Regions from separate parts of the Homo sapiens genome. Here region 2 is linked to region 1. The links are chromatin contacts, found by Hi-C in ENCODE. All regions are on one chromosome and are shown on one strand. Each heading gives the region's core, a stretch centred on a gene start or an enhancer-like site at or near the end of the contact. The rest is flanking DNA. Distances are from core to core; before and after follow the strand shown.

Region 1 (3,012 bases), core at 304-2,803:
TAGTTTTCCCACTGCCTAATACTGAGAGTCGGCTTTCTTGCTGCCAGAGGTGTTTTTCATTATGACGTCTGAATTTGATGCCACTGCGGGTGCTAGAAGTTGCCAGAAGGCTGTCCTCCAGATAACTGTCCCTTGGCTCTAACTTGTGTCATTGTTTTGTTGCAATTAACATTCAGAATATGTGCGGTCATCTTATTAAAATTTATATTTTTTAATGGAGAAAGCACACAGAGAGAGTTGATTGTGGAGCTGTGGTTTACTCTTGCTCTTAGTTACCTGTGTCTAAATTAAGCTGAACCTCTGGGCCTTAGCTATTTCTAAACAGGCATCACGATTTACTAAGGTTAATGCCTGAGGGAACATTAACCTTGCAGACACTAATCTAATTCAGTGTCATCACAAGTGCATAATGCAGGAGTTTGGAATTTTGCCAAAAAGCACTATTCAAATGAACATTTAGTTGGCAAGGGGTGGGAAGGCGGGTGTGGAAAAGGGAAGGAGAACACCAGAAATGGCTCTATAGATATTTTCATGCCTTTTCTTTTCCCTCTCCCCTCAAAGGTTACGTTTAAGTATTGCAGAGAGGCGCTAAATGGAATCTTCATATTATTATGAAGAAATCCCAATGAACGCGTTTTATCCCACGGCAAGTTCCAGATGCTCACAATTACTCAACATTCACTGAGCATCTTTTATGTTATATGGCTGACCTTGTGCTAGGGTGTGTACACAAAGATGAGTAATTGTAAACGATGGCAGTATGCAGAAGCACCTCAGGGCGCCTAATGTTAGCTGACGAAGGCACCATTAAGGAGGTCACAGTTTGGCTAAAGGGCCCCCAAAGGATGAGACAACTGTGTAATCCTAGCTCTATAGAGATCATTACCAAGTCTTTGCCATACAAAGTTTGGGCTTCAGGTGAAATGAGAAGGGCAAGGTTCTGCCCAAGAGGGTCCAGGGCCGGATCTCTTGATCTGTGTCTATGCCCACACCCTGCATCTCAGCTTGCAGACACTAATAGGGTTTGCCAGTTTCAAGGGCGCAGGGCTACATCTTCCGGAAAAGGTGGCATTTGAAGGTGGTAAGAGGCCAACGACTGGAGGTGGCGGCGAAGGGCTAGGTAAGACAGAATAAATGAAAAAGCCAAGACATTTCTGGCAAATAACCTTTCACCTAGGTCCCCGACCCTTCCATTTCCCCAGGCCTGAAACGCTCCCGAATCCCCGAGTCCTCCACTTTCCAAGCGCTGGGCATTGGTTAAGGCTGTAGGAGCAGGGAGTCCCCCGCTCTAAGAGAGTTCCTCAGTTCCGATCTTTTTCAAACCGCTTTCCTCCCAGGCCCAGCCTGGGGGGCCTGCGGCTCGGGTCCAGCTTCCACGGCCACCCTGGGCTGGTGACACGCAGGCGCCGGAATCGAAGCCACGCTGTGTCTTTCCAGCCAGGTCTCTGCGCCAGACGAGGGCGGGCGCCGCGGAGCGCTTCCCGTGTGCGGGGCTTCCCACAATGCACCGGGCCGGCAGTGGCGGCGACCGCGGCGGCGCTCTAGCTGCGGCATGTCTGCGTCTCTACTGCTCTGGGAGGAGGAAGAGAAGGAGGAAGAGGAGGAGGAGGAGGAGGGGGAGGAAGAGGAGAAAGGCGCAGGGGTGGGAGCTGTTGCCGAAGCTGCCACAGCAAAAGTTCTCCCCCCTCCCCCCTTCCCCTCCTCTCAAGGCCCCTAGAAAGGTTGGAGCTGCCGCCGCCTGCAGTCGGTGACCGCGCGACTCGGCGCCCGCCCGCGGTAAAGCGCTCGGCCTGGCAGGCCCGGGCCCGGGGGAGGGCGGGGGAGGGGGAGGGGGCGGCGCGCGGGGGGAGCGCGCGGCGGTAACGGCCTGACCCCGGGGGGAGCGAGCCGTGGCGAGGCTGGGGGTGGCCAGGGGGCCAGCCGAGGCCGAGGGAAACGCTGGGGCTGGCTGGGGGACGTGAGGAAGCAGGGCGCGGAGGGTGGGTTGGGGGGTTGAGGAGGGATAATGACGGGGGTGGCGGAGGCGAGAAGGCGGCCTCCGAGGCTGGAGGCGGGTGTCAGAGGTAGGGGAGGAGGTGGGATGTTTGCACGGGGAGGCCGGAGGGTGCTGGGTGTGGGTGTGAAAAGGCTAGGGAGACACCAGGGCTCTGTCCACCGTGCCTGGTGCAGTGCTTTATGCACCGCAGGCCTCAGTCACTGTTGCTGCCGGAGTGTGCTCTTTGGGAGAAGGGAAGGGCAGGGGTTGGAGAAAAGGGAATGCTTGCAGGAAACGTAGTGGGAGTGCGAACAGGGCGAGGGGCCGGAGGAAAGATGCCGGAGAGGTGGAGGAATGCGGGGAGGTGGCTGTGGAGGAGTCTTGAGGATTCTGGGGGGTGTTCATTGTGCAGATACGTTAGGTATTTCATTATGGAAAGAACTGAAGCGTTTCTCAGGGAAGGAAAGAAGGGAGATAGGAGTTCCCGTGAATAGAAAGGATCGCGTTTGAAGCAAGAGGGAGTGCTAAATAGTAGAGAAGATGCAGGGAATGCATAATAGAATAGACAGATGTAGTATAATTAATAAATATTGGCCTAAGTACTGAAGAGTTATTCCAGATGGGCCGGGATGGCCTAGTTCCGAACCTGTGTGGGCTGTTCAGTAGATGACATCTGGTAAGTGTGGGTCTGGGCCGTGGTTGGGGTCACTGAGAATTAGATTTTAGTCTGTAGTTTGGTCTGTGACATTTTAGACGTGCACCAATGAGTATGAGAACCTCTGAAGCAGACCTTGAGAAAGGGTCTGGCCTGTGGGGATTCCTTAGGCTATGGAGCTTCGATTTTAGAAAATTTGAAGTATTAACACTTACCCGAGGTTGGGTAAATACTATCCTGGCAAACGCTGGAATGGAAATTAATTGACTTGGTGGTTTTCTTCACTGCCCAGTTTATCTGGTCCAGGAGAATTGGTGCCGTATTATTCAGCCTGGATTGCAGTACACAAGATTATAATTAATGGTCGGGGGGAAGACATGCT
Region 2 (3,012 bases), core at 360-2,859, 2.7 Mb before region 1:
CAATAGCAACTACATCTAATAACCTCCCATCCAAACATGCTACACTCTTGTCACCAATGCCTTTGCAAACTATATACTCCTTTTATTTGGAATTCCTTTCCGTCCCTTCAAGGAGACTTCTATTTCTCCTTCAAAACCACCATAAGACATCATGTCTCCCAGAGTTAATCCCTTCCTGAGCCACTGCTATACCTTGCACGTATTTCCCTTGTTCCGTCTACCACACTGAGTTACAAGGCCAAGGTCACATAGCTATTAAGGTGCTATGTAAAGGGTGGGACCTAGGCTTGCCTGCCTCCAGAGCCATGCCCCTTCGCTACACTGGAATTGAGGGGGTAAAGCTTTACAAATTCGTCCATTAAAAGCAGCACATGGGCATTTATATGAAACTATTTTACGTAAAAAAATGAAAGTGGATTCCAAGCACCCAAGTGTCCATGTGAATGCTTTAACAACAGTTTGAAAAATAATGTGAGGACACAAACATTTTATTCCCCACTCTCTAACCTAGGAACCTAATGAAACTTTTTTTCGTTGACAGCTGTAGTTACACTGGCAACACTCACTCCACACAATTTCTGATTCAGCACAGCTCTAAATTTAATCTTTCCTTGTTTTAATACACCGTCTGTGAAAAGCAGCAGACTTCACAAAAGAATAGCCTTTATTCCCCCTATTGTGACAGCCTACATAAAAGGTACAAAATCATTTGTAAATACTAAAGTGACAGCCCTTCCCTTTAGCAGCTGGATACAAAGGGCATCTCCTGGGAAAAAAAACCAACCCGTGATCTGCTCCCGTTGGAGGTGAAAAAGGGAGGGTAACTCAATCTGCTATCCTAACTGAGGCCTTATTCATTCATGGCCCGGATCCATTTTTGGGACAGGGCAACCGGAGGCTTTGTTCTCGGAGCAACATCCACCAAAGATGCTCCAAATAAAGCACAGTGATTTCAGTGGAAATTTCCACACAACCAGGTCACCTTTCGACAGCTCTCCGGAATAACAGAGCACAACTACACTCCAAGGGAAGAGAAGGGAGAGTTTCCATTGCCGTGCTGAAGCCATTTTTAATCATACTGTAAACTTCCAGAGTCCAGACAGTTTCCTGAAACCTTCTTTGTTGGCGATTTGGGGTACTTACCTTCCTCTCTGGCTTCTGAATTTCCGGCAGGATGACACAGAAGGGCTTGATGACTTCCAGAAATTTGACTTTGATGGGAGAAACAAAACAGGAAGAGTTGGGACACAGAGAAGTAACCTTCCGCGCTACCCAGGGACGCCTTCTGCCCACGACGAGTGAGAGCAGGGGCCAGGGGAGCCGGCCGCACCCCGGACGCGTGGGGATACTCGAGAAGGGCCGGGGGCACGGGCCGCGTTCTGCAGGGGGCCGGTCAGGGTTGGCCGGCGGGCGCCCGACCGCACGGGTGTGGGGAAGGGGGATCTGTTCCGTCCCGGCCTCAATAGGGCTTCCCTACAGGACTCACTTGCCATGGCGGCGGCTGCTCGGGCTCCGGGTCCCGCTTCAGCTCAGCTCTGCTCCGCGTGAGGCGACGCTGCCCGCGGCCCAGCGCGTTCCACTGCACAGCAGCTCCGCCGAGAGACACGTCAGTGCTAGCCCGGCGGCAAGCGGCGCGGCGCGGCGCGGGGCGGGGCCGGGGCCGGGCCTCGGATCGCTTCCGCTTCCTGCCACGCGCGCCCGCCGGCCGCCGCGCTTCGCCGCGCCGCGCCGCTTCGCCGAGACCTCAAGCCCCGGCATGCAGCGGGGCTCCTGGGGCCTGTCGGGAAGGGGCCTGGCGCGCGGGGCCCGCCGGGACTGGGGGTGTGCGGCTGCGCAGACTTGGTAACGCGAGAGCGCGCGGGGAGGGTGTGTCACGCCTCCCGAGACTGGGGCTGTGCGGCCTCACGGAGAAACTGAGGCAGGCGCGAAGCGTCGAGTGCGCGCGTGGCCCTGCAGGCAGGCGGAGACCCTGGTGGCTCCCATACACGTAACAGCACTCACTGCTCTTTGACGTTAGTGAATAGACCGTAAGCTCCCTGGAGCAGGGACCTTATCCCAGCGTCTACCGCGGCGCCCGTCACCTAGTAGGTCTCCGTCATTACCTGCTGAGTAGGGCGCGGGCTGGTGGGGCTTACCGAGCACCCTCGCTGTCTGAGTCATTAAGCAAACCCGGAGGCTTGTCGTGGGTGTGGGTCCCCTTCCATCTGAGAACGAATGGGATGAGTTTCTGGAGAGACTTGGCCGGAGAAGGGCCGGGGCAGCTCGGGAAGTAGTCTGCCTCACAGAAGAATTCAGGAAGGCCTCCTGGGAGAGTACCTTTGTGCCGAGCCTTGATAGATTCTGGCGAGAAGGAATGAGGGAACAGGTTGAGGAGACTGTTGTGGGCAAAGCATGGCGGTGTGATTGCCTAAGATCGGTGTGGGAAAGGGGGATAACGGGTAGGGCAAGGGATGCTGGGGCTGGGGGTTGGAATTTACTTTCAGGCATCTGTAGTCAGTAGGTATGATGTCATCTAAGAGAAACAGACTTAATGCTGTGAGCATTTAGCAGGGAGGAGGTGGGCACGCCTTGTGGGATCAGGCAAGGTTTCATGGAGCTAAACCTTGACCAGGACAGGTAGAAGTTGAGGGTACATATGTGGCAAGATGCTTTTTTGCTTTTAATTTAGGTGTCAACTATTTGGATTTTTCCATTCTCACCCATTTCTAGCAGATAATCAGGTTTTGTACATTCTTGGCTCAGAAAGTTGGACAGGACAGGAAGTCTTTTTTGGAATACAAACCCACTGGTGGAAAATTCAAAGGACTACTGGGAACAGGCAGGTAACTTCAGTGAAGTGGTCTAGGTGTGACATCACTTGATATCCATCCCCCACCAAAAAGGGGAAAAAGAAGACATTGACTCTTTATTCAGAGTCTGAAATGCAACCCATCTTCACTTCCAGGACCCACTGATGATCTCTTCTGGAGTTTTGGCCTGAAGCTAAAACTGGCAGCCCCTGGACTAAGTTCA

What was found. Hi-C counts contacts between places; a loop is a spot of excess contacts on that map. Pooled maps may share reads with other maps.
Region 2: a map of CD4-positive, alpha-beta T cell shows a loop between it and region 1 (5-fold over the local background). The contact joins the promoter of SEC61A1 here to the promoter of ZNF148 in region 1. A Hi-C loop is called at or near these places in 2 of 168 maps with a recorded cell type or tissue (CD4-positive, alpha-beta T cell and CD4-positive, alpha-beta memory T cell) and 8 of 50 pooled maps.

What each region holds. Positions count from the first base shown.
Region 1 is chr3:125,373,866-125,376,877 of GRCh38, reverse strand. It overlaps ZNF148 (zinc finger protein 148), which reads left to right and starts at 1,553. Exons shown (of 9, transcript NM_021964.3): 1 at 1,553-1,776. LOC105374080 (a long non-coding RNA gene) reads right to left here and starts at 1,452. Exons shown (of 3, transcript XR_924427.3): 1 at 1-1,452. RefSeq lists enhancers at 1,229-1,278, 1,389-1,658 and a silencer at 1,769-1,818.
Region 2 is chr3:128,051,034-128,054,045 of GRCh38, reverse strand. SEC61A1 (SEC61 translocon subunit alpha 1) reads right to left here and starts at 1,609. Exons shown (of 12, transcript NM_013336.4): 1 at 1,487-1,609; 2 at 1,144-1,211. The coding sequence starts at 1,493. It overlaps LOC102723759 (a long non-coding RNA gene), which reads left to right and starts at 1,871. Exons shown (of 4, transcript XR_007096073.1): 1 at 1,871-2,084. RefSeq lists a silencer at 1,296-1,935 and a cis regulatory region at 1,428-2,044.